Linked DNA regions of Homo sapiens: region 1 is linked to region 2. A link is a contact called in ENCODE Hi-C data. All regions are on one chromosome and are shown on one strand. Each heading gives the region's core, a stretch centred on a gene start or an enhancer-like site at or near the end of the contact. The rest is flanking DNA. Distances are from core to core; before and after follow the strand shown.

Region 1 (4,808 bases), core at 236-2,735, 100 kb after region 2:
TAGGTGTTTTACATGTATTATCTTATTTGTTACTCACATAATCCCTGTTAGAGAGAAAGCACTATTCCCATTTGCAGGTCAAGAAACTGAGACTCAGAGAGGTGAATTTATCCAAGTCACATTGCTAATAAGTGATAAAGACTTTATTCTAATCCCTGGTTCTTGCCACTCACCATGAAGGTCTAAAGGGAGTGAAAAGAGAAGACAGGATAATCATGAAAACATGATAGGATGGAAATGAGAGCCGTAAAAGAAGGAAAGAAGAGAGTAGAAAAGGGAAGGGTAAGGAAGGAGACCAGGCATTGAGAAAGAGAAAGAATTCTTTAGACTGATTGGGTCCCTTAGAGTGGTAATATTCTCAGTGACCATGATCATTCCATATCATCTTAGCTGATGCTCTTTTGAGTCCTGTGGAACATCTTACCAGACAGGCCCACTTCCCACCTTATGTAGTACTTTCCAAGGGCTATTTCAAAGCAGAGGTTACACAAGAAATTTGCCACATGTCTTGACAGCTTCCAGGAGCTGGAAGGAAATCAGATTTGGATTATCTAAATTTAAATTTAAATGTATCCTCAATGTATGTTCTCTAACTGTATACTGGCTTTGCAAAAAAAAAATCTATAATTTTAATTCACAGGAAAGCAGATGGGATCTGTCATGGAGGGATAAAACACAAGAAACATGTCCAAATATAAGAAAAAACAACAGTTGTTTTCTTGTGCACTAATTTTATAGTACAAGTATCTGTCACTGTGTATACACAAGCTGTTATTCATAAAAAATACAATATTTATTCAGCAAATACTGTGTGACTTGTATGTATTTAATGACCAGAAGGAGCCTAAAAAGTTGATACTATAATGAATAAATACCCACTTTAAAGGTGAGAAAACTGAGGCTCAGAATACTAAATAACCTGAGGACACTGGCTAATAAGTAGCAGAACTGGAAGCAGCAGAGGTGATCTGCAGCAGCTGTGACCAGAGAAGAAATCTATGCTGTGATAAATAGTATGAGGAGAAAAATGGGGCAAAAAATGCAAGTATAACATTGTTTTAAAATGAAATGCAAAGTGCATGTAGCATGAAAAGGGAGGGAAGAAAGGTCTTGTAAATCTTTTGAGTAAAGAATGAAAATTACTGTATATACTTTATACTCTAAGGCTTAAATTAAGTAGGTTGTTTTTCTAATTTTCCCTTTTTATTTCTAATTTTGTGGGCTAAAATGACCCATTCAGCTCAGCCGTTGGAATTAATACTGTTTGTCCTGATGGTTTCTCTGAGTAATGCTAAGTTCCACACTGCAGGGTTACTGTCTCAATGAAAGGTGGGTGTGTTATTTGGTCATTTTTTTTCCTCTTGGAAGTTAATAAAGTCAACATTAACCATGGCCATGTAACCACAGAATGGGCAGTTTCTTAAAGGCTCATGGTTTGGATCTTTTCCTGCAAAAACTCCCACTTCTATAGTTATATTTAGTGTTCTAACTGCCTGAATAGCTGGCTTGCTATGGACCCATGTGTCAGGCCTGTTTGCAGCTGAGTTTGTCTGCTTCAACGGAACCTCAATGCCAAGAGTGTGTGGTTCCCAATGGACAGCCTGCCGAGTTCAGCCTCTCATTTCTTCTCCAGAAATCTCCCTCAGTTTAGCATTGCCGATTTGATGCCATATGGCCCTGCAGTTCTCAAAACTGTTTACTTGATATTTACAATTTTTTAAAAATCTTGTCCATGTGCTTAACTCTGAAAGTAATGTAGTATCATCAACATGTGTGGTATGGACCTATCCTGATGACTGTTTGTATAGATGTGATTGAATTTTTTTAAGTACTGCCCCTGCACAAGAGCTAGTTTTTTTAATGTCAGTGCAGCTGTTTTAACTTGAAAAGAAAAGAAAAGCACAAACATTTTATCCTCTAAAACTTTTTAATTTTCAAAGACATAGGACATTTAAAGAGATGTAATGTTTCTGAAACTGGTATATAGTAGACTCCCTACTTCTATTCTCCTCTAACTTTTAAGAATTGAATACAGTTCCTGAGTTGAAATGTTGCATAGTTACATACAAACTTTTCAAACCAAAATTTATGTTATTGCTCAACTCCTCCTAATCTTTGAAATGTTAAGTTATAATAGAAGCAGTAGCATTAGTAATAGAAACAAAAAGTAACTGTATATCTGTTCTCATGATCTCTCCCTAAGCTCAGTGAATTTTCCATGGACAAAGAAGCAGAGATGTCAAAAGGAAACAGTTGTGTTTTCCTGGGTTCATAGTAGCCCAACAAGTCATGGTAAATATTGTGTTTGCTCCTTATTTTATGCTGTAGCAACAATTCCACTTCCTATTACATAGGAAAACCTATTCTGCTGTTAAAAGAGGTCACTGAATGTATTTACTACAACATTAAGACCATTTTGTCCATGGAAATATTTTTTATTGTTCTGAGTCACTCTGGTTTGTGGAATTTTTACATGAGTTCCAGGACAAGGATGAGATGATATATTTATTTTACTTTGTATCCTCTTTAAATGTTTTTTGAATGCATGAATGTCAGGCTTGTTGTCAAAGTATTTCCATATTTTTATTACTTTAGAAGTAACTCTGCTCTATTTGTGTCTCTTAAACTCTTCACTGACAATTCACACTGTGTACTCAGCATGTTGTATTTTTGGAAGAACTACCTGCTTTGCCCAGTGTGATGTGATCTCTTGTTCCCTTGTCCCCTATTCGAGTCATCTCATTGTATGTCTTTACTATCCTAAAGGTTTTGCAGACCTTTGAAAATATTTAAATTGTTTTGTTGAGCTACTGGAAGGACTTGAATTAAATTGTGAGCTTCAATTTGTTATGCTTCACATTCATTTCTTATATTAAAGTAAGCCTCAATAGAAGTGTTCCTTAATTCAACCCAGAATATCTCTGTGCTTTAGACATGCCCTGGAATCATACAAATTCCTGAAATTTATTTTCAAATATTCATTGGTTTGATTGTAATTGTTGAACTTGTTAATCACCTCTAAGGAACTAGGTTTTAAAAGATGGGTAATCATATTAACTGTTTGAATATAACTAACACAGTTTACATTTACAGAGAAGCAAAGGATGTTTTGACATTTTACAAAATATTTGAATAGAAAACAGTGATTGTCCTATGGGTTGAGATTTCAAATTACGAGTTATTGATATTCCTTCCATGTATTATACTGTGTGTGTGTGTGCAATTCTGACTAAATGACTGACATAAGATTTAAAATGGAATCTTGTATTTCCTGGCAAGGGTAGGATAATTGGGTGCTTTGCCTCCCACCTTCCTTTACTCATGTGCCCTAACTAGTCAGCCTCCAATAGTGTGCTAACTGGTCAGAATTGGGTGCCTTGCCTCCCACCTTCCTTTACTCATGTGCCCTAACTAGTCAGCCTCCAACAATGCCCTAACTGGTTAGCCTCCAATAGTGTGCTAACTGGTCAGACTCCAGCAATATCCTAACTAGTCAACCTCTAACAAATGCCCTAACTTGTCAGCCTCCAACAGTGGCCGAACTGGTCAGCTTCCAATGGTGCATTAACTGGTCGTACTCCAACAGTGTCTTAACTAGTCGGCCTCCAACAGTATTGTAACTACTCAGCTTTCTACAGAAAAAAATGACACTGTATTGACTCAATCTTACACTAGAAGGGAACAAAATAAACAATTTTTAACAGATCATTTCTTCTCTTACAAATGATCATGACTGGTCATACATTATATATTCACAAGGATGGGTGTGTATATGAGTGTGGATGTGTGTGGGTGTGTGCACGAGAGCTTGATTTAGTGTTTAGATGTTTTGGATGTTTTTTTCTTGTTAGGAAATTGTAGCATAGTAATCTGAATCATTTTATTTTCAACAGGTTGACATGATGAAAGAAGCATTAGAAAAACTTCAGCTCAATATAGTAGAGATGAAAGATGAAAATGCAACTTTAGATGGCGGAGATGTTTTATTCACAGGTATAGTTGTATTTATTTTTTCTATCCAAGAATATTTTTAATACTTGGCTTGTATTTACTTGTTTTATTATAGTTTTTTGTGTTTTTTTGTTTTTGTTTTTGAGACAGAGTCTCGCTGTCACCTAGGCCGGAGTGCAGTGGCGCCATCTTGGCTTGCTGCAACCTCCGCCTCCTGGGTTCAAGCGATTCTCCTGCCTCAGCCTCCTGAGTAGTTGGGATTACAGGTGTGTGCCACCATGCCCAGCTAATTTTTGTATTTCAGTAGAGATGGGATTTCACTATGTTGGCCAGGCTGGTCTCAAACTCCTGACCTCAGGTGATCTGCACACCTCGGCCTCCCAAAATACTGGGATTACTATCATAAGCCACCATGCCCAGCCTATTGTAGTAGTTTTAATTACCAAAGTAACAGATGCTAAATGGAGGGAAATTGGAAAATACAGGAAAACACAAGAAGGAAAAAAAATGACCTTCTATTCAAATATAATCACTTTAGTATTTAGTATATATGTCCTTTTAGTACTTCGTATATATACATTTGCATATTTTTACAAGAACATTATTGGTATGTACATCACCACTTTGTATCTTGCTTCTACTTTATTCTTCTACAGCATGAATTTATAAGTTGCATCGTTTTCCATTGTTACTGTATATCTGGTTTGTATTTAAAGGATTCATAATTCAAGATTAGTGTCATTTACAAATAACTTTCTTTCCAGATGGCAAGGTGGATTTAAATAATTTCTATGCAAATTGACTTGGCTTAATGCCAGATGGATAATAGCAGAACTCAACAAAATATGAACAGCTAA
Region 2 (4,642 bases), core at 88-2,587:
GGGTGGATCACCTGAGGTCAGGAGTTCGAGACCAGCCTAGCCAACATGGTGAAACCCTGTCTCTGCTAAAAATACAAATTAGCCGCGAGTGGTGGCGTGCACCTGTAGTCCCAGCTACTCAGGAGGCTGAGGCAGGAGAATTGCTTGAACTGGGGAGGCAGCAGTTGAAGTAAGCCGAGATCGTGCCACTGCACTCCAGCCTGGGCAACAAGAGTGAAACTCCGTCAAAACAAAACAACAACAAAAAACAAAAAAAACTCCTCAAATGTGAAGCTGAGAATTTTGAAGCTCATTTATAAATTCACACCACCCTTGTGGGAGGGGAGAGAAGGCAGATCACATCTCTGGGCTCAGTTGGGGCAACCATTCTAGGATGCTCAGAGAGACCTGCTCCTAGAAATCCAGAGTTTCCTAAAAGCTGGGATCAGAGTTCTGGCAAGAAGGCTGTAGCCTGGGCCTTGGCCCTAGACCACCAAAAAAGTGAATACAGGCTTAGGCAGTGTTCATAGAGGCCCAGCATCTGGAACAAGGGTGCTGCTGTAGTCTGTGCTGGTCAGACCACACAGGAAGAATTGTTTATTTTCCGGATACTATGATTTTAAAAGGATACAAGCAAATTGGTGTGTATCAAAAGGAAGCTGACCAGAATGTTGAAGGGACTTGGAAACCAAATCACTAGTTACTTTTCAGTGGTTTGGGCTCCAGGACTGGAGGGGGTTTAGGGTGGGGGGTAGAGGATGGTGTTAGGCAGCATAGATAATTAGAACTGTTTTCAGATATGCAAATGCTGTTTTGTGAAAACACACACACACGCGAACACACACAAAACAAGAAAAACTTGTACTTTAGGTAAGGCCAGAAAACAGAACTGGGACCCGTGGGATTTAAGCTCAACATGAAGAATCTGTAAACCATTATAGCTCTTCAAAAGTGGGCTAGACTTTGTAAGCACGCAAGGTTTAAACTGTTCAGGTAAAGACCAGGAAGCCCTCCAGCTGCTCTGTCCAGACCGAGGCCGGCTCTCCAAGTCCGCGCTGGGGACGATGGGAGGTGTGCACCTGCGACAGAACACAGGTACCGCCAGGTCCGGGTAGCGGTGGCTTTTCGCCGAGGTCCCCCGCCTCCGCATACTTCTTGCCCTCGCTGCTTCCCCGGCCGCCTCTCCTGGCCCCACTCCTCGCCCGGCGCTCGCCGCTACAACTCCCGCCTGGGCTGGCGCGAGACCCGCGAGCGCCGGAGTGGGCGCGCGGGATGCGCGCGGGCCGGCGCCCGGAGCTCTGGGCATGCTCAGTCGCGCGGGCAGGGCTCCGGGCGCGAGCTGGGCTCCTTCTGCACCACATTCAGCGGCTGCCAAGAGGAGCCGACGGGCGCTCGCAGGCTCAGCGCGCGCTGCCCGCGGCAGGACCCGGCCGCCTCCGCCGCCGCCGCCGCCCCTAAGCCTCCCGAAGCCATGGCCGGGCTCGGCCACCCCGCCGCCTTCGGCCGGGCCACCCACGCCGTGGTGCGGGCGCTACCCGAGTCGCTCGGCCAGCACGCGCTGAGAAGCGCCAAGGGCGAGGAGGTGGACGTCGCCCGCGCGGAACGGCAGCACCAGCTCTACGTGGGCGTGCTGGGCAGCAAGCTGGGGCTGCAGGTGGTGGAGCTGCCGGCCGACGAGAGCCTTCCGGACTGCGTCTTCGTGGAGGACGTGGCCGTGGTGTGCGAGGAGACGGCCCTCATCACCCGACCCGGGGCGCCGAGCCGGAGGAAGGAGGTAACTGCCGACTCGAGGGGCGCGGCCGGGGCGCGCGCCAGGCCCTCCCCCGCCGCCGGCCGCCGTGTTGCCTGGGGAGTCGCGCCATTGGCCCTCGGGCTAGTAGTTCACAACTTCCCGTCGGGGGGCGAGTGTGTGTGTGTGTGTGTGTGTCAGAGAGTCAGAGAGAAGTTCATTGTTCACACCTCCCGGCTGCCGGCAGCCTTCTGGAGGATCCGATTCAATGTGGTTGTACGGTCTCGGGCAGGTGGGTGGGCGGGGGATTCCGTCTCACGGGCATTTTTATTTGTGAAAATTAAACGGCAGCGACGACAGTGCAACTCTGAGTGTTTCCCAGGGAGCGAGGGCCGCGAGGGGTGCCGCTCCGGTAGGGCGGGTGGAGGCTGGGCGTCCCTCCAGGGGGCAGCGCCAGTCGTGACACCGAAGCCCCCAAGTCCTGCCTGGCGCTCGGAGCAGGACAAGCTGGATGAATTAACGGGGTGTCGGTGCCCACAGACCTGGGGCTTCTCAAGTTAGTTTTCAGTGGTGGCGAGTGAGTCCCAAAGAACGGGACTAGTAAGTGAATGAATGGAAGGAAAAGTGTTTTGTTGGTGAGCTGTGCTAAATGTGTGCATGAATGGGCTAGGTTTGAAAAGCTGTACTCTGTGCGGTGTTGGGTGTGTGTGCTAGCGAGCGTGTTTAATTAGAGATGGTTGTTTCACAAATTCCATAATTTTTATTCTCTATATTTTTAAACTCACAGCAATTAAGAGAGTTTTTCTGTTCTCAAGGGTTGTAACTACTTTGAAATACTGCAGCTTGTGAAATGGCTGATTGCTTTAAGTGCAATGTAGGTTAGTGGGGAGAGACAAATAGAGTGAGATTGGATTTTAAAATGCCATCTGGCCTGGGATTCTTCTCATTGCCAGTTAAGAGCCCAGGCTCAAGACTCCGTTGCTATTGGCATCCAGTGGCATTGCAAGAAGCTAGTGGTTTCTTTCATTTCTGGAGATTTAAGAATTTTTTTTCTATTTTGTCTGTATTCACTTCACATTGGAAATGCCTCATAGAGCTTATGATAAAATATGCTTATTCCTCACCTGCTCCACTACTTGGTTGATGGAATGCCACATGGTCTGAGAAAATAAGCATATTCTACTAATTTCTCATCGAGATAATCAGCTTTTATTTCACCCTCCATTAACAGAAAACCAAAAGAGTAACAGATCTCTGCTAGCCCTTTGATGTCTTTGCCACACCTCTCCATCTTTGAGTCTGTGAGATGTCCCACTCTTTTAAACTGATAAGGAATGTAATCCCATTTGAATACTTTCTAATGCGTTCTAGGCCAAATGGCAGAGCTATGGTTTGAACTTAAAAGAGCAAAATCGATTTCAAAACCCTTTCAAAATGGCACTCTTTTGATGAGAGTAGTCCAATTTCTTCTCAAGAGACTGTCACCATATTTATTCACCCATTTCATTTTATTCCTATAATAAAAGCTTCCAAGCTTTGGCCTCCCTGATACCTAAGTGAGCAGTGATCTTTTTCCCCTGCCTAGATTTTGAAGCATACATTTTAAATTGGTTTAATTCTGATATCAGCCTGGTGGCCCACTGCCAGAAGTCACATGGTGTAGTGGATAAAAACATTAGACTGAATCTCAGCTCTACCACTTTCTAATTCTGTGACCTTTAGGGAGTGTCTCTTGCCTCAGTTTTCGCATCTATACAGTGGACATAATAATACCTGTTTCACAAAGTTGTTGTAATAGATGTATTAATCTACCTGAAATTCACAGGACAGGACATTTGATGAATGTTGACTATTATTATTCACTTAACTATGGATCAGGGAAGATTTACTCCGTTAATAAGAAGTCAGCTATACACTGATGTAGTTAGTGACATCTCTCTACTATGTGATACTGCCTCTGGGTTTGGGTCTCCTGCTGGTGCCTGCCTTTGCATTGCACATGATCTGGGTCACCAGGGTAACAGGCCTCCCAGGCAGGGAGAGGAATATGGGCAGTCAGTGTTGGATGGGATGCTTCTGGAGGGCAGAGTCATGTAGGGCAATGCTTGTAGAAATCTCTCACGGCACCAGCTCACCGCCTTGGTAGGTGTTAATGCTTGTTGAGTGAGTGGATGAATGAATGAATGATGAATGAAATGCTAATACAAGAAGATAGTTACTTCAAGACCCTCTATGGATTGCTGTATATTTTTTTCATGTGATGTCTGCATTCCCAACTGTGAAAATCCACAGTAGCCAAGGAATTATTTTAAAATTATTGTCACTGATCTCTGCCTCTAGTCTTGTCAATTTTCCATTCCATTCCCACACTGTAGCCAAGCTGGTCTTTTAAAAACTCAGATCTGATCCTGTCCCTTCTCTGACTAAAATTCTCAAGGGGCCCCCACTGAGCTTAGATAAACCCATTGAGCTGGGCTGTGCTTGCCTTTCCAGCTTCAGCTTCACCTCTGATCCCACCCCAAGCATCCCCTGATCCATGGATCGAGCGAGGTTCTTTCACTGAAGCTCACCAGACTATTGCTTTTATTTTGTCCGGGTACTCTTCCTCTTTCCTCTCTTCCCTTTTATCTGTCTTAAGTTCTCAGCTTACTGTTATCACTATTATTAGCTAATATTTATTGGGTACTTGCCACTTGCCATACACCATACCAGATTTATGATGTGCATTTCATTAATACTCACATCAACTCTTTGAACTCAATACTATCATAATTCCTATTTTAAAGTTGGTGAAACTGAGGCCTGGAGAGATTAAATAAATTGGCCAGGGTTATAGAGTGTAACCTGTAAAACCAGGATTTGAACTCGGGTTTAGAGAACTCCAAAGCTCTAGTCCCACTTAGACATCACTTTTCCAAGCATGGAATTGGTTCT

The links. A loop is a pair of places that touch in the nucleus more often than their neighbours do. Pooled maps may share reads with other maps.
Region 1: a loop to region 2 is called in a map of IMR-90, with 2.2 times the contacts of the local background. The contact joins the enhancer-like site here to the promoter of DDAH1 in region 2. A Hi-C loop is called at or near these places in 4 of 168 maps with a recorded cell type or tissue (IMR-90, ascending aorta, heart right ventricle and 1 more) and 3 of 50 pooled maps.

The regions. Positions count from the first base shown.
Region 1 is chr1:85,357,933-85,362,740 of GRCh38, reverse strand. It overlaps DDAH1 (dimethylarginine dimethylaminohydrolase 1), which reads left to right. Exons shown (of 6, transcript NM_012137.4): 2 at 3,894-3,993. Among named protein-coding and RNA genes, the nearest start is that of BCL10, 84 kb to the right of the region's middle. Within about 2 kb of position 1,485, at least 5 of the 41 ENCODE cell types and tissues checked have a DNase peak (open chromatin) inside an H3K27ac peak, as active enhancers do; they include IMR-90 and heart right ventricle, where a contact is called at or near this core.
Region 2 is chr1:85,461,854-85,466,495 of GRCh38, reverse strand. DDAH1 (dimethylarginine dimethylaminohydrolase 1) reads left to right here and starts at 1,337. Exons shown (of 6, transcript NM_012137.4): 1 at 1,337-1,753. The coding sequence starts at 1,451. RefSeq lists silencers at 1,079-1,488, 1,729-1,928.